Linked DNA regions of Homo sapiens: region 2 is linked to region 1. A link is a loop called in an ENCODE intact Hi-C map of the cell type or tissue named here. Cell type or tissue: CD14-positive monocyte. All regions are shown on one strand. Links, peaks and the distances in the headings refer to the core of each region. The heading gives the core; the rest is flanking DNA.

What was found. Hi-C counts contacts between places; a loop is a spot of excess contacts. Peaks named below come from ENCODE experiments on the same cell type or tissue, not always from the same donor. Only the 100,000 strongest peaks of a DNase experiment are listed, where the experiment ranks them.
Region 2: it touches region 1 in a loop (2.7-fold over the local background); 3 of 110 quality-filtered maps call a loop at or near these places.

What each region holds. Positions count from the first base shown.
Region 1 is chr5:89,390,979-89,402,110 of GRCh38, forward strand. The region is part of intron 8 of MEF2C-AS1 (MEF2C antisense RNA 1); the gene reads left to right. It overlaps LOC105379074 (a long non-coding RNA gene), which reads right to left and starts at 3,382. Exons shown (of 3, transcript XR_001742437.2): 1 at 3,277-3,382; 2 at 2,553-2,654. In CD14-positive monocyte, for the core only: no CTCF peak of the experiment used is centred there; DNase peaks (open chromatin) are centred at 5,503, 5,863 and 6,323; H3K4me3 peaks cover 2,842 bases; H3K27ac peaks cover 4,167 bases.
Region 2 is chr5:89,297,824-89,308,955 of GRCh38, forward strand. All of the region lies in intron 7 of MEF2C-AS1 (MEF2C antisense RNA 1), which reads left to right. Among named protein-coding and RNA genes, the nearest start is that of LINC02161, 280 kb to the right of the region's middle. In CD14-positive monocyte, for the core only: no CTCF peak of the experiment used is centred there; DNase peaks (open chromatin) are centred at 4,868 and 5,378; H3K4me3 peaks cover 3,223 bases; H3K27ac peaks cover 3,186 bases.

The DNA of each region.
Region 1 (11,132 bases), core at 3,223-8,222:
CATCACCTCACATAGTTATTTTGTTTCATTTTTTTGTTGCAAGAACATTAAAAATCTACTCTCTTAGTAAATTTCAAGTACACAATACAGTATTATTAACTACAGTTCCCATACTGTATGTTAGAGCTCCAGAACATTTACTTTAAACCCAGAGTAGTCTGAATATTGAGCTTGTTGTTTAGAACCACTTGGGGATTCAGCTCAATTTCCCCTAAGTCCTGCTTTCCACCTGCATAAGGGGACTCTGGAAAGATGAGAAAAGTTGTACTACGAGGCGTTCAGTTGCCCAAGTACTAAAAAATCCTCTCTCTTCCCAGTTTTCTGTTACTTAGAGTTATACCGTATAAATATTGTGCCCTAAGGAAAAAAGAAGTGAGAAGAGTATGCTGCCTATTGAATGCTAAAGCTCAATCCACCATAAAACTCCCTGCATCTTTCAAAAAAGACAGGAATGGGCTACCGCAGTGCTAGGAAAATTATTCCAGAGACCGGTGCATCTAAAACCCTAGTGTGCTTAACAATCATCTTTGTTAGAACAAAGACCTGGCCCCTGTGCCCAGAGAATCTAACAAGTTCTTAGGTTGTGCTCATGCCAGTTCATGGACCACTTATTGAGAAGCAGTAAGACAGACAATTGCTCCCCTTTAGTGGAATTCTTTCCTAGGGGAGCTGTCTGCACTTAGCTGTGTATTGTCTTCTTCCAACCTTCAGTGTGTACGATGATGACTTTTACCAATGCAGTGGGTTGAGGAGCCACCAGTGCCATCTCCACAGGGGTTCTCTCCTATACCACTATCTCTCAAGGCTGTTACTACCTTTTTATTCAGGAAAACAACAACATCCACAGAGAACTTTGAATATTCCTCTCTCCAAAAAGGACAGCAGGCACTGAGGCATTCCGCTCACTTAAGGTGATCCAATAGTGCCCAGCAATATTCAAGTTATTTTGCCACCACTTCAATACCTCCTCACTTGGCAGACATCTCCAATGTTGGTTTTTTTTGTAACTGTCCCACACTAGTGAAACCCTCACTGTGAGGTTTGGCTAGAGATAACTCAACTGGGCTGGTGGGTGATTTTGTGTCTCTCACTCTTTCTAAACACAACCCAGTAGACGCATGGCTTCATGTTACTTCAAGGGCTTTCCTAGCTGGAGATTCTAAGCTGGTTTGTTTCAAAATTTCTCCACATTTCTGACGGAAAAAAAAGGGGTGCCGATACTGATAGATGCCAGGCATTGTACTACTCCCTTATTTAAGTTATTTTATTTAATTCTCACAATAGCCCTTATGAAATAGATATTGTCATTCTCATTTTATAAATGCTGTAACTAAGATACAGAGAGATTAAATCACTTCATGAAATTGAATGGCTCAAAACCAAATAAACTGAGATTTGAATCTAATTTCTCACTGTTTTGCTACATAATTTGTCCCATTTCCTGAATTGCCTTAACTTGCAAATTACCCCAGGGTCATTATGGTTATATTTACAACATCTTTTCAATCTTAAAAGGTAAGACATCTCCCAATTTATGTTAAATAATCATTTTATCTTATCCTAAACCCGGGGCCTGAAGAAGCCAATATTGCCTTTCTTGTTCATTATCTCTTATTGCTCAATGGCAATCTAGAGAAATTACAGATGAAAAATGTCTCTGTTTCCCACAAGAAAGTTCATTTCTTCCATGCTAGAAAGAGTTATCACCATACTCCTTAATTTATTTAAAATACTTCCTAAAAATACATAGTAAGAACTTTCTAAGACACCTTTTCAAATGTTAAAGCCAAATTTATTCTGTTTAGAAAAAAAAAAACCTTTTAAAATGCTTCGTAAAAATCTGGCATCTTTAGACCATAATATAATTATAAGAGAACTATATGTTTCCCTCCTTTTTCTGTGTAAAGATTAGGATTTTTCAACCCCATTACAAATTAATGCATCCTTGCAAGAAGATTGAGGCTGGCACTTTTCATATTATCAGGAGTCTCCAGTTTCTTAATCTATTCATAAAGTCAGCAGAACTTTCTTGAACTCCTACTGTGTGTTCAGCATAAAGGACACATCGGTGAACAAAACTGACCAGATATTATCTCCACTGTTATGAAATCTGAAGGCATGTGACTATCACTGAGCCTTCTTAAGTTTTTTGTATTAACTGTAGTAATAAAAAAGCTAAAGCAATCTTATGAAAGATTTTAATTCAAACAGAAATGTTAATAAGGCCAATGCACTGATCCATAACAATATTGCCTTTTTAGCATCATAAATTTATATGTTAATTATGCAATTCAATCACAAAACTAAGTTTTTCATGGCATTTTCCTTTTCTCTGGGGTAGAGTTTCAAGTGCCACATAATAGTAATAGTATTAAATCCAGTAACATTAGTAGGAAGCATGAACTGTTAGACATTTTATATAGTACAATGTCTACTTTTGACTTACTAATTAGAACAAATCTTCAGAAATCAAGGTAAATATTATCATATTGCTTATCTTTAGGTATCTTTAAGTATACAGATTGTTTATAAGGAAAAATTTTGATCATTACTTCAAAGTTAACTGTCTTCCTACCCAAGCTGTTTTGGTAGACTTGTTTCTGGGTTTCAAGTAGCATCCTACTTGCCTTCTTAACACACCTCCATCTTTCACCCTTGTGCAGACAGAAAAAAAAAATCAGTGTGTCAACTTTGTTTCATGAAGACCTTATAAAGAGGCATTTAAGGTTGTAGTGACTTTTTAAAAAGAATAATCAGGGAAGAGAAGGTACAAAGAGAACATTCTACAAGTGCAACAAATATCATAGGCGTATGAAAAATAAAAATTGGTAAACTAAATATGCTCATTAAAATACTTAACGGGATTATAAAGTATAATAAGAACTATAAAGAAACACATAAATATACTTCTGGTTCTCTTAGACTAGATAAGAATCACTCATTTCTTTAAGTCAGAAATTTATTTCTCTAGGGCAATGAAAAGAAAGAAACAAATTGAACATCTTTATAGCTATAGAATTAACCTGATTCTCCTTAAAATTTCACTGATTTCTATCATCGGGCATAATACAGGGATTTTATATATGCTGGAAGTGATGGATGTATACTATTACTTATTACCTATGAAGTAGGGATGCAGGACAACATTGCCCATGTTTTAGTGGAGGAAAGCCAATTTCTGCTTCACTTCCCCAGGAAGGAAAAGTGTAAGAGGCCTGCCTTCCATTTCTCTACTTGCTCTCTTCTCCTCTCTCAGTTGGAAGTAGAGCGACTTACCTGAGTGATAAGTTTGAAAGAAAAAGCTTGGTGTGCTTGACGTAGGCCTTGTTGGCCTTTTTCAGAGTCAGTCTGCCTGCGAGATGCATGTGTTCTTTCTCGCTCTCCACATTATGGTTAAGCCCATGAGAGCAGCCTGTATTCCAATGGAGGTATTAGTTGTTATCCATTCAAATCTGATTAATTTAGGAGATTAATAGGTGAATCTTTTGGTCACACATAAAAAGCCATTCTCTCCAGTAAAGTTTGTCAGAAACGAAGTTAAAATTTTGAGCTCCACTTGTCAGTCCTCAATCAGTTACAAACTCGGAAGTAAGGGGACAAAAATGGGTGCCATTTACAGGACCCCTAAATCACTTACATTATTTAAATACTCAATTTGTTGGCACTAGAAAAGTCAACTTTTTAAAGAACTATAAATAGTTTTTAGGCAACCTTAAGCATAAAATTCAATAAATGATCTGGGCTTAGGAAAAGGATGTAAAAATAACTATACTTATTTAGAAATTTAGTGTAAATATCATTAATATATAAGTACTACAGATACAAATATAGAGAACAGGAAATGTCAGTTTTTTCAATGTCCTTTTTAATGCTATTATCAAATTTTTCAAGAATGGATGCATTAAACATATCATGCATAATTAATCAAATTTTTGAAAACTCATTGCTGGAGAAACACACCAAATTTTAAGTTGTTTTACCATAATTCATTTTAGTTTTTGATTATTGTTGTTTAAGTGTTTCACTATAATCATTAAGCTCTTGTAAATTATTTTCATTCCACCAGCTAAAAAATTGTGTGTATATTTGTGTGTGCATGTAAAATGTGTGTGCATACACACATACACATGAAAGCACACATATAAATATGAATATGAACTATAATTTGCAATTAAATTATGTAAGGGTTATTTGCTGGTGAGATCTTTCTCTGGACAAGCATGCTCTCTAACCTCTATATTAGTTAAATAGGGATTCCTTGGGTGGCTTTTAAGTTTAACTTCACACTGACTGGAAGCAGAACTATAAGCAAAGTAATCATCCCCACTTAACAAACATTTCCTTCCTCATCCCCCCAAAACTACTGTTCCTCTTAGCCCTTAAGAACAAATTTTTAGTGTTTCCTTATATGCATTTATTCAAAAAAAATTTATCTATACAAATACCCATATGTATACAGTATGTTTTGTTGTTGCACTCTCTGGCTTGCATATGCACACACACATATACACCCAGGGTTATATTGCTCCTCTTTCTTTGGTAAGTGCATTTAAAAGCACAAACAACTATAAGGGATCTAATCCATTAAGTGCCAATCATTTTCATATAATGCTTTTTTTTGGCAAATAAGGTTTTATGTATAAAAGTAAAAAATAATCCTTAGTCTATGGCTCCTTGTTTAACTAAAGTTTTGAATTTCAAATAGGTTAAAATTAAAGTATGTTTTCTGGGTCTCTTCTCTATCTTTTCCCTGGGTGATCTACCACCTCACCAACTATGTACACACTGAGCTGTTACATATATGTATCTTCAAAACTATATATCTTTCTGCCTGCTGGAAATCTTCAACATGTCTAAAGTTGAATATCCAAAATCAACATTCCCCAAAGTGAATACCAGAGTTTTTCTGTCATACACACTCACTTTCTTATGTTCTCTATCTCAGAAAGGACACCTTCACCCAAACCAGAAATCTTGCTTTCATCCCAGTTACCTTCCTCTCTCTACTTAATTCCTTCTCCCATATCCTATTAGTCATCAAACTTTAATCCCCCTAAACATATTCTTTCTCCTTATAGACCATCAGTTCTCACTAGATTTTGACAGTGGTTTCCTGATTTATCTCATCTGCTCTTCCCACAGACCCTACCAATCCACCCTCCATATAGTGTGAAAATCATCTTTTAACAGGCAAATCTGATCATGTTAACTCTCAAAGGGCTATGGGGACCATCCCATTACTGATGTCACTGCAACATGTAGTGATTAGATAATTTAGTGACTTAGGGATGTGAAGCTTCTCCCCTTCCTATCTAGTACTGTAGATCATACCATATGTGAAGTTCTAACACAAAACAGGAGTGAAATTATCAGGATAGAAGGCATTCCTACAATGTGTGTTTTGGTTTAAGGATGAAAACTAGATGCTGCCTTTTCTATTTAGTGGAAGGAAACAGTTGAGGCTTTCTTGAGTCAGCAGTTGTGCAATATTATCCTGATAATTTTAGGCCCTGGTTTCTACAACTTTATATAAAGCTGTAGTTTGCAAATCATCACTTCACCAATAAACTGCCAATTTATGTAGCTTCACATTGCCTAGTAACTTCAACATAATTCCTGGAAGAAGGAGGACTGGGGCCTCTTTTACCTAACATGCTCTGTTTTCATTGAAGAGCTGAGCATGTAGAAGGTAAATGTGCTGAGGGACAGTCCTCCAAAACCCGGTTTTCTAACGTGAAGCTGTTATCAGCAACAGAACCAAGCAGAGGAAGCATGTTTACAAGATCACAGCAACATCCCAGTCCCCAGTCAGGCCTTTGTGGTTTCAAAAAGCTGCAAATTCTGTCAACAGCAAAGTCTGCATATCCTGTTCCTGTTTTACCATGGCCTTCTAGTTTATTTCCCAACTCCAGCATCCATCAATGTTTTATTCCAGTGACTATCAAAAGTGAAAGTCAAATGTTCTGTACTTTACTCTCTGACATGTGAATTTCAATCCAACTACTTCTAATTCCTTAGACACACTTCAGTCTTGACTGCTCCTTTGCTCTCACCCTTTCCCCTGATCTTGTGAATTCATTTTTCTATGCCATCAAACACTTTTCAATTAATATGCCTTTATAGGAACTTCGTTCTATGTCTTGATTTAATCATTTTCTTCACAACTCTTCACTAAACTTATAGGAAAAGAGGACTAGACAGTGCACCTTTTTTCTTCTTATTGACAATTCTATACTCTTCCCTCCATTTCTGAGTCTCTTATGTTCCTCATTTGCCTTATGGTTTCACTTGCCACCTATGCCCCAGAGACCCAATAGCCAGATATGTGTAATGTTATGAATCACCCTCTAGATTCCCATGAATGACATACTTCCTGATTTGGATCTGTAAATACATCTATGCCTATATATGCTCTATATTTCTAAAATAAATTAAGTTTATAATATAAACATGATTGTTTTTACAAAAATTGATGTGTGTAACCTTTATCTCCTTTGTTATTATTTTACCTCATCTCCAGGTATGAGCTTGTTGCTGACATTCACTTCCAACCTCTAATACCACAGTTTGCTCTGTACCTAACATTTACCTTCTCCTTGGAGTAAGAGTGAAATTTTAGCTAGTGGTCATTTGGGAGTGGGATAAGGCAAATGCGATGAATGGGACAGAGCCTAAGAATTAAATCTCAGAGATGGGGTGGAGATCAAAGACATAATGAGTGTCAGAATTAGTTCAAGCCTTAAGAAATTGTTGAAGGTTAATAATGGAGTTAACTTCAAGGAAGAACTGAAGCTCAGTGATGAGGTAAATATCTGAAATGTTGAACATATTACTCAATACAAGAACTATGAAAGTTTATTTATTTTTGCTTTTTATCTAACTATGAAATGCTTATACCCGAACATGGTTTCTTTAGTCCTTTCTACTTTAAGTACCTCACCATTACATTTCTGTAATGCCACTATTTCAATCTCCCTGGTCTTTTTTTTTTTTAAAAAAAGAAAAGTCTAATTTTTATACAAAGGAATTGCATATGCCTAATGCATGTTTGATGAGTTGGGACATATTTATGTACCTGTGATACTATCACTGCAATCAAGATAATAAACATATTCAACACTTCCAAGTTTCCTTATGCATCCCACTCCTTTTGTTGTAAGAACATTTAATATGAAATCCACCTTTGTAACAAATTTTTAAGTGTATCATATCCTGTTGTTAACTATAGGCACTACGTTGTACAGCAGACCTATAGAACATATTTGCCTTTCATAACTGAAATTTTATAACCATTGACCAACAATTCCCCATTTCTGTTCCTCCAAGTCCCTTAGAAACCACTATTCTGTTCTCCATGTGTTGGACTATTTTAGATATCTCATATAAGTAGAATAGTAGAGTATTTGTGTTTATGACACTGACTTATTTTAATTAGCTTAGTATCTTCCAGGTTTATCCATGTTGTTGCAAATGTTAAGATTTCCTTTTGTTTTTGTAAGGCCAAACAATATTCCATTGAATATATATTCCACATTTTACTTTATGCATTCATTTGTTTATAGACATGAGAGTTGTTTCCATATCTTGGTTTTATGAAAAATGCTGCACTAAACATGGAATTACAGTATCTCTTTGAGATCCTGATTTCATTTTTTTGGATATGTATGCAGAAGTGGGATTGTTGGATTATAAAGTCTCTCTATTTTTAGTTTTTTGAGGAATTTTCATGCTATTTTCCATAATGGTTTTACCACTTTACATTTTCACCAAGAATGCAACATTATATTGAGGTCATGAACATGTGTGTATATACAAATGCATGAATAAATGAATATCTTTTCTGCCCCCTGATTACCATTTCTTTGTGGACCAGAGATATTTTATAAATACCACAAAAAGTTGTCCTATTCCCAGTTAGTTGATGCCCTTGTATTGGAACTTCCAGTTCCAGTATTACAATTGTAGACTATGGGAGTCAGTCAGCACTATGGTGGAGGTTTTTTGGTTCTAGCCCCACCACTTACTTCTTGGTCATGTTTCTGAGCTAGACACTGGGGTCAAACTTCAACTGTAGACAGTGAGTGCTGACTTGGGAGTGATGTTGTCTCTACTTCAGAAGTTTGAGGGTTATGGATTTATCTGAAGCCTACACAGTGGCCAGGATAAGAAATGTGCAGTTTCTAGGCTGAAGTTTTATCACAAGCTTTTTTGTAATTTTCAAGGCTGTTGGGACTGGAATTGGTAAATTTCTTTTATTTTCCTTTTAATCAATCTATTATTTAAATACATGTGGCTATATTAACTATATTAATTGAAATTTTTCTCAAAAGTTTGGTGAAAAAAATTATAATTCTTAATATTTTTTGCTTCAGTAGGAATACATACATAGATTTTAAGAAAAAAGGATATAGAAAAATCAAGAAAACCAAAACTTGACGTATTTTATATGTATATAACATCTATTCTATACTTTAAATCTTTTCAAGAATAGGCATTGTGTTTTATATGTATTTAATTTAAACACTCATAAAATTCTGAAATTAGCTATGATACTGATTTATATTCTAACACTGGAAATAAAACAAGATTATTTTTCTTTCTTTCACAAAGAGCAAAGGGTTTCAGAATCAAGTTTGTCTTCAAGCAGCAGCAAACGCTTGCTGACAAGATATTTTGGAACAACTTGCTATTAGGAAGGAAGTATGAGTGGGAGGATGAGAAATAGCTCATGCCCATATGACACATACAAGTTGTGAATGTGTTAGAAGTCCATGATGTAAAACATAAAAGGGTATAACAATTTATCTCAGTGACAGAAAGGACCTTATTCTAATCTTTTGTTTTTACAGCTCTATCCTGAATTAGATTTTTTTATCTCTTTACTTTGCTCTCATTTATTTCAATCAGGTCATAAGATGATGCTTATAAACATTACAAATCATAACATCAGGAGATAACATAGAATCTGTCAAAATATCTTGAACAAACTGCATGGACTTTCATGTTGAAGCCATTTGCCCTTGTTACTCCAGGCAAACATGGCAAAATCATTGCTGCATGAGAAATATTAGTGAATATTATCCTCTTTTTTTCGTCTAATAGTAATTTATGCTTTTCGAGTTGCCTTATCTAAAACTGTCATGATGGCTTTATATGTAAGCTTGTCTGCATCCCACATAAATTGGTAGTAAAAAGGACACTGTCAAATTATTATCCTAGAACAAACGATAATCAAGTGATTCTTTTCCAACAATACAATACACAGAAATTGGAAATCCATCCAATAATTTGTTCAACAAACAATTATTGAGCTGCTATAATTTTCAAAACTCTTTGATAGGTGCTTGAGGAATTCAGACATGAAGATCATGGTATTCTGTTCTTGAGGATTTTGAAGTCTACTTTGGACCCAAAACCAATATAATCCTAGTTTCATCTCAGCTATATCTCCTACATACACTATTTGTTATAACTTGTAGCAAATAAACTCTCTCCTTTGAACCCTTGTAATACTCTGAATTTTCCTTATGGAATAGAATTTTGTCAATCATATATAACAATAGTATATTTATTTATACAAGTCATCAGAGTAGTTTGTAAGACTTTGAGTTCTTTGAGGACATAAATAATACCTTATATATTTTTTAATCTTCTGCAGCACATTGCATTGATCATTACAATGTAATATGAAATCACTAATACCTATTAACCAAGCAGTTTATGGGGAATGCCAGATGAATGGTACATTAAATTAAGAGTTATGGGAAGAAAGAGGAAGGGAAGGCAACTTCCAGCTTGAAGCCACACAGAAATGCTTATTGGGTAATGGCATTGAATTCTAGATGAATTACCACCTTTTGATTCAGAACATTCAGGTGTTTACTCCTCTAAGTTTTAAATTTTAAATTGCCAAACTAGCAAATGGAAAAAAGGGACATTATCCATCCATTTTTAAAATTTCTTTATAAAATAAGTACATATTTTTTAAAAGTACAGACTGCATATTGTTTCAGCTATGTGTTGATTCCATCCCAAAACTTGGTGGAATAAAGCAACAACCATTTTATTGTATTCCTGATTTGGTGGGTCATAAATTCAGACAGGGCACTGCAAATATAGGTCATCTCTTCCACATGATGCTGGCACCTCAGCTGGGGTGATGCAAACAGCTGGAGCTGACTGGGATGAGGGTTTTCAGGAGTCCTTGGTTGTCCCTGTCAGTTGAATTCCTTGGTTGTTCTCCATATTGGTGCAACAGACACTGGCACGTGGGCTGGGAGCCCGGCCCAGCTGGGTTTCTGTGTCACCTCTGTCTTTCCACTCAGCCTGTCCATGTAGACATTGGGCTTCCTTGCAGCAAGATGGTCTTGGGGTAGGTGTGGTATCAGGATAACTACAGTGAACGTTTCCATTTAAAAAGGAGGAATGAGGAATGAGTAGTACTTACTAGTTCATAGCAGTTCTGATCCAGCCAGTGCAACAATTCCAGTTCCTTGATTAGGGCCCAGCTGTGCTCCCTGGGAGTGGTTCCCTGTGGTTCTTAACTCCACTCTCCAGCCAGGCGGCTCTGCACTCTGAGACTTTCTTCCTTTTCTACAGAGAATGGCTCATGTTTGTAGGTGATTAACTGTCTCAGCCTGCTTTCTTCCCATAGAAATTTGAAAGCCTATGATATTTTTGCTTTGAACTGATCCTCTCTTATTTAATGCAATTTGTTAGTGCTTCTACCAATGCAAATGTCTTAAAAACATTGTGGGTTTCTCAGAATATTATTGATGGTTACATGATTAGGCAAAAGCATACACACAGATGTCTTTACAACAGTTCATTCTCTATCTCGACCTGAGGCTTAGGGTGCTGTGGTATAACACCCTTAAAATCCAGAGACACCCTCTAGCAGAGAAGGTCTAAAGGGCAAGTTAACAAGCTTTGTTTTTCTGTCTACAAGGCATGACATTAAGTCTATCTGTAGTCCCAATACACAGTTAAAACTGCATTTGACTCCACTTTTAAACTGAGATGATGTTTTACTAGAAGGTTCCTGAATTTGATCATTACTCTGAGGCCATTTCTTCATTTAACAGCCTAAATCTCAGTGGAACAACTGTCCTTGACCATTTAATACCTAAGTT
Region 2 (11,132 bases), core at 2,388-7,387, 94 kb before region 1:
TCGTGCTTTTTTTTTTCAGCTACATAAAAATAACCAGTCAGTGTTTTCCAAAAAGCTCTATGGAAACTTTCTATGATGTCTTTTCAAGAATATGTTCAAAACATACAATTCTTTATTTATTTTGTCTTATTAAAGTTTCTTCATGTTCATGTCATACATTTTTTTCAGGGTTTCTTGAGACAACATTTTTTAGAGTAAATGCTAGTTCTGATTATTAAGGTGCTTGCCAGCTATACTTTTTTTGCGGAAATACAGACAGTAGTGGACACTTAAGCAAAACTATTTTGCTACTAGTCATTGACTAGTCTCTTGGGCCTCGGATAATAACATATTCTGCTTTTTTTGTAGTTAAGTGAACATGTGCACATATATAAATTTACTCTTTGAACTTTTTTGAGGATATTTCTTTAGTCTTCTCTGGCTTTGTGAGGTGAGTTATGTGGTCTTGTCACCTTCTAGCTTGCATGCAAGTGCAGAATGGAGAGTTCTGAATATTTATTTACAATGAAGTAATAATTTTTCTGGACATTCTTTTACATAACATTATATGAACTTTTTCTTTAGTTTTAATTTGCTAATAGTCTCTAAGAATATAGAGTAGTTATTGTTTTTGGCAAAAAGAATGTACAGTATGATATATTGGAGACATGGTAAACAAGGTTGAATCAACGGTAAAAATTTTAATGACCAGTATTTTAATTTTCTGTATTTTAGTTTTAGATGTTTTAATAGGCTTTAACTTTGTATCAGCCAAGAAAATGGTAGGAAACATCATTCACCAGATGGCTCAAATAAAGAGACAAGAAATTAATTACAGAGGTGTGAGAGGAGCAAAGGAGCAAACAAAGAAATAGTGAAGATCCAGAGAATAGCAACAGTGGAAAGTTGTTAACCTGCTAGGACCTGAACAGAAGGAAAAAGTGTTACTAGAGTCCAGTGACTACTAGAACTGTGGAAAAGGAAACCAAGAGGCAGATGAAGCTACTGCTAGACATACAGTGTGAATGCAGGTAGGAACTGGAAAATAAGCTATGGCTTTCTTCTCTTCCCATGGTCTCATCTCCCTCCAATGCGTCCCATTGGTTGACCTTGACCAGACGCCAACTAACAAGGGAGACCAGTTGATAAGTAGTAAAGGGGAGGAGATGGATTTGGGAAGACAAAAAAGAATAATCACCAACAACTTTTAGGGATAAAAGCATCTTTAATTACAGTAGTAGTTTTATTTCTTTTTACTGTAGTTTCAGCAGCAATACCATAGATTGAGGAGTAGGTGTGCCAATATATAAACAAACCAATATGACAAAAATGACTAAAATTCATTTTAGATTTCACACAGTTATTAATTAGCTCTATTGTATTTCTACAGGATTTAAACACCTTTATATTATTGGTTTTAAAAAACATTGTGTTAATTGTCTGAGCTCTTTTTTTTCCAAACAGTATCCTATAAAAAGTATCTCTATTAAAGAAGAAAACTGGAGATGGCTAGTTGAAATAGCAGTCTGTAGTCACTCTCCTCAAACACATTTTTCTAGCCCTTATCCTAGAAAAGCCTCTAAAGATCCTATTGGGAACCCCTGGACTCCAGGAAACTCATTTTGAGATACTTCGTTTTATATGAAGAAATTATAAATGGAATTTTATATTCCTTTTTAAATACATCTGTGGAAAGAAATGCTATGTCTTTAGTTTGTAGAAATGGGAACTATATTAAGACAGTTTCCTTAAGTATTCTAAACACACACACACACACACACACACACACACACACACACACACAGATACACTCACCAAAAATAACAAATAAAAGGACATAAGGAAACTTTTGGAGGTGATGGACATATCTATTACTTTGATTTCTGGTGATGGTTTCACAGGTGTATGACTATATCCATCATCAAATTGTACACATTGAATGTGTGTAATGTATTGTATATTAATAATATGTTAATAAAGCTGTTAAAGAAAAGGGAACATTTTAGTGTTATACTCAAGATGGGACAGCCTTGTTTCTCCCATCTTTTCTTTAATATGGAGTCTGTCATTGATAGTTTCAAGACTGAAGGTTAATGTTTATAATACGTGATATATAGAGAGTCTCTAGTGGGAAATATGAAGAATGTTTGATGGCTCCAGATTAGTTTATTCTCACCTCAAAACAAATTTGATCAGTCAACCGTTCAACTTATTTCTTCATCAAACAAATATTTAATAAGCACCTACTCTGTGCCAGATTCTGCACTAGGCACTTGCAATATAGAAAGAACAAGAAAATGTTTCCTTCTCTTATAAGGATGACAATTCAGCAGGGAATACAGATGACATGTAGTAAGCAAATATGTACAAAAATAACTAAATACATTTATCATATGTGGTTAAAAATTATGGTAGATGTGTCACACTTAGTCGACACTTAAAAATGTCTACTTGTAATATGTGTTCATGTATGTACATCTCTGTGTATATACATAAAGGATAGATATAGATGGACAATATAATGTGTATACTTTACAAAATTCTGATATATAACTATACACTTATGGTGGTGAGTGCTCAAGCAATTTAGCAATAGAAGAGCACTCTAGGAGACATGGAAAACACTGGTCTTCAGAATAAGGTGTGAGGTCCTCAGTGTAATAGCCGAGGCCTTTGTTATCTGGCTCCAATCCATTTTCTCCCATTACTGCTCCACCTACTCAAATAGAATTGATCTCCTGGATCTCCCTTATTCCCATCCTGTATTTATACCCTACCCTTATATGGTCTTGTTCTTTTTGTTCTCTCTGCCTGAGACTTCCTCTTTTATTTCTGCCTACCAAACAATGCCCTATTTTGAACTATTGCCTGACTAAAATCTTTATCAGCTCATTCAACTCCGTGAGTTCTTCACTGATCATTCAGCTAACAGTGATGCCCCTTGCTCTAAATCCCATAGGAATTAATCACATTTGTGGCTTATATCATATGTTATATTTAAATTACTTGATTTTATGGTTTATACACTCATTCAGTAAATATGTAATAGGTGCCTCATGTGGGCCAGCAAGTAGCAAATATATCTTTGCTGCAAATAAGCTTACACTTTTTCTCTTTGGTGAAATTTTGTTTCTGAAGAATAAGGTTATATTTATGTACCTTTGCAGTTATATTCAGAACAGACAAGATGTCTTGAATTTAATAGTTGCTGAATAAAAATTGGTGAATGTGTAAAGTGATTTCATTTAGCTGTTGGTGAATACATGTAGTGCTTTAGAATGTAAGAAGAGATTATACTAAAAGCTGCCATATTTTTCATCCTTATAAGCAACTATACCTCTTCCTACTATTTTCTATATGTAACATAAGCCTAGATTAAAACTACTGAAGATTTTACCTTTTGAAATATATGCTGAGTTAATCTTCACATATCTGCAAATTTCATATGGAGAATTATGAGAATAAATTAAAGCACATTGACATGTATTTTTTGAAAGAAAGATATTACTATTTTACTTTGCATTATATAAATAAATATGGCAAAAGTTTTTTGGGAAAGCTTCAGTATTTCAATAGCCCAGTTCACCGCTTTATGATCTGTCTGTATACACAGTGGTTCAGTTATTCCTCCATCGAAGCTGATTCCAATGAATGCCCTATAGAAAGAAGAAAGAAGAAAGAATAGAAAGGAGAAGTAGATATTTCAAATTTTGCTTAACTCTGCTGGCAGTTTTCCATGATGTCAGCCGTATTTTCTTTTTGCTCCAATGCAGGAGTTCATGGGGCTTATTTCTATGTTTCTTTAAACCTGTTCTCAAGCCATGATGCTGAAGATCCCCCCAAATACATGGCGGACCTCATTCGAGTTGTAAAGCAAATTTTTCAAAACAGGATTTTATATCTTTATTTTTCTTTGCAGTTGATGTGGCTCTGAGTTGCGTTCTGACTGAGCTCCTGAAAAACAGTACTGAGAAGCTGTCTATAAATAAGTAGTTTTGTTTACAGGAACTTACTGGGGAACTGGACTTGTACCACCTGCCATTTGGCCAATGTTGAGAAGTGAGAGGAAGGGGTTTCAGATAATTCAAATCAGCCAATCTACCTCAATGGAGGCTACCTTCTTTTTCTTATTGTTCTAAACTAGGTGTACATACCTTTTCCTAACTAATACACCTTAGATTAGAGCTATCAAGCAATGTTCTTTTACTTTCTCCTATTATACCTGGCCCTCTCTTCTTACAAGCTTTCTAAGAATGTATTTCCTTTGCCTATTGTGTCAACTAAAAGAGAATTGGGTAGGATGAAAAGAACTACATGAAAATAAACTGCCTAGATTTATGAAAATAAATATATGCAAAGTTTTACACTTACCCAAAATTCTTAATTTAAGCCAGCTAAGAAACTTCAATTCTGTGGGCTAGTGGCAAACTGGAGTCCATATGGAGTTTCTCAATTGGTCTTTCGAGTAGGTGGAATATAAATATCATGACAGCATTTCTGTCATGTCCCTTCCGTGGTCAGAGATGCTGTCTTTTCTATCTTGTTGGCCCAATGAATGGCGTGTCATGACAGAAATCATTAGTGAATTTTGTTTAATGAGGTAGCCACTCAGCTGATAAGTAACTAAAGCCAGACACTTGTTTCCTGAGATGGGTTTTGTATAAACCTAAAATGCCATTAGAAGAGGGAGGCAATTCTATTACTAATTTAAGGCTCACTTAAAGCTTGCTATTAAGGCAAATAAGAAATGAGTAGGCAAAGTTTTCTGTACATTCTGTAAAACATAAAGTAATATGAGGTAATTGGAAGATAGTCTGAAAAAAAAGCCTATCATTCTCTCCAAAATTTTACCCATTTCACCCACACTTACCAGTGTCATAGCCCACGCTGACTCCGATGGCTGAGAACATCTGTAAGATGAAGAACTAGTACTGTATTCTGAGTCACATATCCTATTTTTATTTTAAAGCCTATTTAGAGCTTGGCTACTATTAGGCTTGTCCTAATTTTCCTCAGTTACTGTGATTTTGATTACTTGCAAAATATACACTAATAGAGACTGTTTTTAGTGGATGCCTAGGATTAGAGAAATAAAGATAAGTTAGCTTGTAAGTCAAAAATTTAAATAGACTTAAAAATATAGGAAAAGACAATTGTATTTTGTTTCTTAAATGCCAAATATAATTATTAAGAAATTTTCAGAAGATGTCATCTATTAATACAAACAACAGAAGAATTGAACTGAAGATCTAGCCACTGCTCTGCTCATCACTCTGTTTTCATTAGCAATTATAAGGAAGTAGATCCAGAACTAGAGATGCATGATAACAAGACATTGGTGCAGTAACCAGTACTTTCAGACATCACCACAAAAACAAAAACTCAGTATTTCACAACCCTGTTGCATTGGCAATGTCACAATGCTACCTCGGGCAAGGATGTTGTCTCTTTTTGGGGTAAAATAGAGTTCCTTTTTCCCTCCCACAACCTTCTCCTGTAAATCACTTTTCTTAAAGGACAAACCTAAAGTTTCTTGGTTTCAAAATCACACTCATCATGGTGAGGGAAATCCGGCTCATGCCAATTAGAAAGTCAGCTTAATGTGTTTGCTTAGCTACGGAGAGTGATTAAGGGCACCGTTCCCTGGCAAACTACTTGTGGGTTCAAATATAAAAAGCCTTAAAAACACAATCCTAAGTGGTTTACTAATAACACAATTTACATCACTCTTGTATATTTTCAAAAAAAGAACATTACACCATAGTTTAAAATTTTAGAAAATGTATTAAGCCCACGGTGCTGTCATTGTATTCACTGAGGATGGCAAATTTCATCACACAGCCTCTCCTTGTCAATATATGCTTCTTGCCCTAATCATTATAAAACTCTTTTGGGGCCCCCCTTTCTCACCTAACAAATGCTAAGTGAAATGGAGAATTAATACATTTAGAAATTTAATTGAGGTTAAAAGACATCCTAAAACATACTCCAGACTTTCACCTTGAATATTTAGTGGGTTTTGTTTTTACACTTGAATTAAATAGGTAATAGTTTAAGTGCAGCTCCAATGAAGTGAAAGGCCAAAAAAAGTGGTCATTTTTCATTTCTGGCTACGAATATAATTCTATAGGAAATTTCTACTAGCCATGATGCTTATAAAATTAAAATACAATGGAATATACACAAATGGCCAGCATCTGGGATTGTAATCTGCACCTTCGTGGGGTGGTGAAGGCTGCAAAGATCATGAGAGGAGGAGAAGAATTTAGGGCTTCCTATCATCAATTCAGGCAGTAAGTCCTGAGCAGTAACTCTGGAAAGTCACTGCCATAGAATCACCGTGGTAATAATGTGTCTTGTTTTGGGCAAACTTGTCAACTTATGAAGAGAAAAGAGAAGTCTATAAAGGGCTGGCAATTTAACTTTAATATTCAACAAATGGCAAGCTGCAAATATGAAGAGAATCTTCCTTGTTTTCTTGTTTTTCCAATTGTGTTTATATATTGATGATAATATCAACATAACATTCATTTTATAATGTAAAGCATTATGTCATAAATATTACATATATGGTACTAGCGATATATTTTCAAAAGTTTCCCTTTAAAAAGAACTATGATTCTTATAATATGTTAAAAAATAAAGAACAGGCTACAGATATATCCAGGACACATTGCAGTATCAAAGATTTCAATCTAATGAAAATTTTTTGTTTATCTTGCTTCATTACATTCTCTAAGAATTTAATTTCCAAAGAAAGGAACAACTATTAAGATTTTTAGACTTTTAATGAAATTATTGTTGATTTACCTGCGTTGGGATAAACCATACGACAGAAGAATAGAGAAACAGATAATTATGGGGAGGTTCCTTTATGTTTGAAAAAAATTCATTCCTTAACAGATAGCAGAATGAAAGCATTTTCTTTGCTCTGGCATGTTTTCCAGGAATTCTACTAGTGCATGTGGAGAGAAACATGGCTGCTGCATGGAGTCATAAACCTCAGAGGAAGCTGAGAATGAGATGAAATGTATATGTAACCCTTGTGTATGGCAAGTTTGGCAAGAAAGAAAAAGCATACTTGGCAGATTAAGATAAGGTTTCTCTCTGTTTACTGATATAGTCTCAGGTTTGCATTGTGTGATGAATAATAGGTTGGGGGAAGATATCCTTTGTTTATTCATTCATTTCATCAACAAATATTTAATGAGTACCTACTATATGCCATGCCACAAAGAGTATAAACCTAGAGACAGAATGTTGAGTCACATAGACAGTGCTCCTGATACAATTATTTGAACTGAGTTAACAATACTTCAAGGTTCCATGTCTAATTTACTGGCTAGGTTCTCAACAAAATTTCTGGATAAGTTATTTGGCAATAGATGAACTTCAAATGAATCTCTTATCTTCATTATCACACAGAATGAGTTGTCTGGAATATTGGAAATTCACTGTGCTGTCCAAATTTTCTAAAGCTATACTTTGTGAAATCCCCAAACAATATGGATACATACTTGTCTCGTTCTGCTCTTTGCACCTACAATTGATACATTAAGTGTGCTATTTGCTACTTGTTTAAAGATTTGTGCATGTGTGGACTTTTTTGTGTATTAACCACAAGTAATGTTTTAAATTGCTATTGAGAAATAATGTGAGAAAAATATCTCACGTAGAACCTCATGCAGAGAAAATGTTCAATAAATGATTTTTTCCAATGATTAAACTATACTATTTATACATTTTTCTAAATGTACAAATAGTACATTTGTAGTGTGAACTACAAATAAATATAGTGTGAACATCAAGGACGAGGAACCAAGGGAGGAGTGATTTGTGAGTAGTCATCTGAGGTCATCTAGGGAGACCACTGCCCATATCAAGAAATTCTACTTCAAGAGAAAGTCAGCATTTAGGTGTTTGTCTTGGAGAGGGTATCTAAAGTCAAGAGTTAACTACCAACAGTTGTTGTTAAGTGAAGAAACAATTGCTTCTTTCTTCTAAGTCCACTTCTGCTTTAACTCTCAAGGAGTGAGGGGTAGAAATGATTGCGGGAGGAGGAGGAGTCAGAGAGTAGATTAGTTCCTCCACACCTGCCACATGTCCTTCTGTCCACTGATCAGGCCTAAATTTCTGGGACAGATGAATCCAGTTTTTGTAGGGCCTTATGAAATTTGGAGAATGCTCTTTCAAAAGCAGAACACAAAACATACAAATGCATCATTAGGTACAGGGTTTGTAAGAGGCCCTCCAAGTTCAGAGTTCTGAAGCTTAAAATTCATTATCTTTGCAGGAAAACTAGTTCTTATGGGAGTAAGGAAAAGAGCCATGAATTAGATATGATATTGACACCTGTGTTTAATAGAGACTGAATTTTTAAATATCCAGCCTCCTCTCTCTCTTGCTCTCTTTATCTCTCTCTCTCATCATCATTGACTTATCGTGTGTTCTAACAACTGAAAGTGATTGGAAATCTAAGATATGCCCAAATTATTGTCAAATAGCACAGAAAGCAGATCTGTCATAGAATATTAAAAGGCAATGGCTAGGGAACAATAAAGTCACTTCCTGCCTGTACCCTGAAACCATTTAATATCCTCAGCTCTAATTCTTTGTAAATTAGGAAAAAGAAGAGTATTTTATAATTACTTTAAATTAAACTCATTAATTAGAAGATAATCAATTACAGATAAATAATTAAAGATAAAAATACTCCCTTTGGGTGCAATAACTTCAGTCTCTGGGTGTGGACAAAAGTGCCAGAGGAATAAGTACCAGAAGGTATATTGTTAGAGCATAGGTCTAGCTTCATTTTATTTTTCATCTCATGGAGGAAGTAACTCCTTTGCCTGAGCTAGCTTGAGTCTTGTCAGAACAATTTCAGTTCTGAATAGGAATTTTTGTTTCCAAAAAAGGAGTCCCAGGTTTGCATTCTTAGAAAATTAAAAGGGATTATGACCAGACACATGATATCTTGTAATATTTGACTCTTCATTCTAGTACCATTTTTCCTCTCTATATTTCAATGAGAACATAAAAAGTCCAGAAACAACTGTCTAGAAACTGATGCATTAAATTTGTGGGAATTTCTGGGAGTAAATAAATGAAGCATTAGAAGTTTGGCTAATGGCTGTCAAAAATGTTTGGATGAATAATATTTAGAAAATTGATTTGTGAGATTCTGTTATCAGGAAATATATATATAATACTTTAAGTTCTGGGATACATTGCAGAATGTGTAGGTTTGTTACATATGTATACACATGCCACTGTGGCTTGCTGCACCCATCAACCCGTCATCTACATTAGGTATTTCTCCTAATACTATCCCTCCCCTAGCCACCCACCCTCCAACAGGCCCTGGTGTGTGATGTTCCCCTCCCTATGTCCATGTGTTCTCATTGTTCAACTCCCACTTAATAAGTGAGAACACGCGGTGTTTGGTTTTCTGTTCCTCTGTTAGTTTGTTGAGAATGATGGTTTCCAGCTTCCTCCATGTCCCTGCAAAGGACATGAACTCATCCTTTTTCATGGCTGCATTGTATTCCATGGTGTATGTGTGCCACATTTTCTTTATCCAGTGTATCATTGATGGGCATTTAGGTTGGTTCCAAGTCATTGCTATTGTGAATAGTGCTGCAATAAACCTATGTGTGCATGTGTCTTTATAGTAGAATGATTTATAATCCTTTGGGTATATACTCTGTAATGGGATTGCTGGGTCAAATGGTATTTCTGGTTCTAGATCCTTGAGGAATTGCCACACTGTCTCCCACAATGATTGAACTAATTTGCACTCCCACCAACAGTGTCAAAGCATTCCTATTTCTCCACATCCTCTGCTTTATAGCATCCTCTGCTTTATAGGTGTTAACCTATATTGTTTTAAGGGTTCATTGACTGCCTAATAAATATCTTCTCAAAGTCTGGACAAAAACATTCTCAAAAAAAGTATATGTTCCTTTCTCTGTCCCTAGACAATAAACCACTTGAGGATAAATCTGTGTGTATATTACTTGTGAGTCCTCAGAGCCTACCACATTGCTTGGAACATAATAGGCACCCATTTATATTTTTAAATAAATGAATGGAATCATCAAATCTACTACCAAAGTGGTATGTTGGAAAAATGTTATTAATAATTAAGGTGGATAACAGGGAAGGAAGATTAGTACGTGGTTCTACTTCTGACTTCATATAACTGCCTGAATGTCCATTTTAGTAGTTGTCAAAAATTCAGTTAAACTGTTTTGTGTTCCATGTATAAATGGAATCATGTAGTATTTGTCTTTTTGTGCCTGGCTTACTTCATTTAACATAATGTCCTCCAGTTCATCCATGTTGTTGCAAATGATAAGATTTCACAGAAATAGGGAGTAAAACAGTGGTTACCAGAGGCTGGGGAGTAGGGGATAGGAGATTGGGAAGATATTGGCCAAAGGAAACAAAATTTCAGTTACAAAGGATAAATAAGTTTAAGAGATTTATTTTACATATCATATTGCATATTAAAAAATTGCTAAGAGAGAAGGTTTTAATGGTTCTCACCACACACACAAAAAAAGTATGTAAGGTAAATAGATTGATTTGAGATATATATATATATCTCAAAAACATCATATTTTACATCACAAACATACAACTTTTATTTGTCAATTAACAGTATAAAAACAATGAATAACAATTCAAGTTTGCACAATTAAATCACTATCTCTGGTAGAATTGATGAAGCCTAGATTTCTAAATTAAAAATTATTATATTAAATGAGTTTGTAACCAAAATGGCTAAAACAGACTTAGAGTCCAAGTCTGTAGGACACAAAATCACCTGCATTTTTCACTACAACAAAATGGAATGAGAGTACAGAATTGAGCAATGTAACTGTCAATCACTGAGCAGTGACAGCAGTGGTCACAGTGGTCGGCTCCATTGAACCTTCTGGGGAGAGTTGCATGACAAAATGCTGTACTCTCTCTGACCTTCATTTGGAAAGCCATGAGCCTTGTCAGGCTTGGCTAGAAGACGTTCCCTCCAATTTGTGCGAGGGGCCCTCAGAATGTACTAGTATTATCAGAAAACACCCAAGCCACAGGAAATATAACTCTCAAGTAAGAAGAACACATCTAAGTAACAATAGCAGCACCTTAAATTT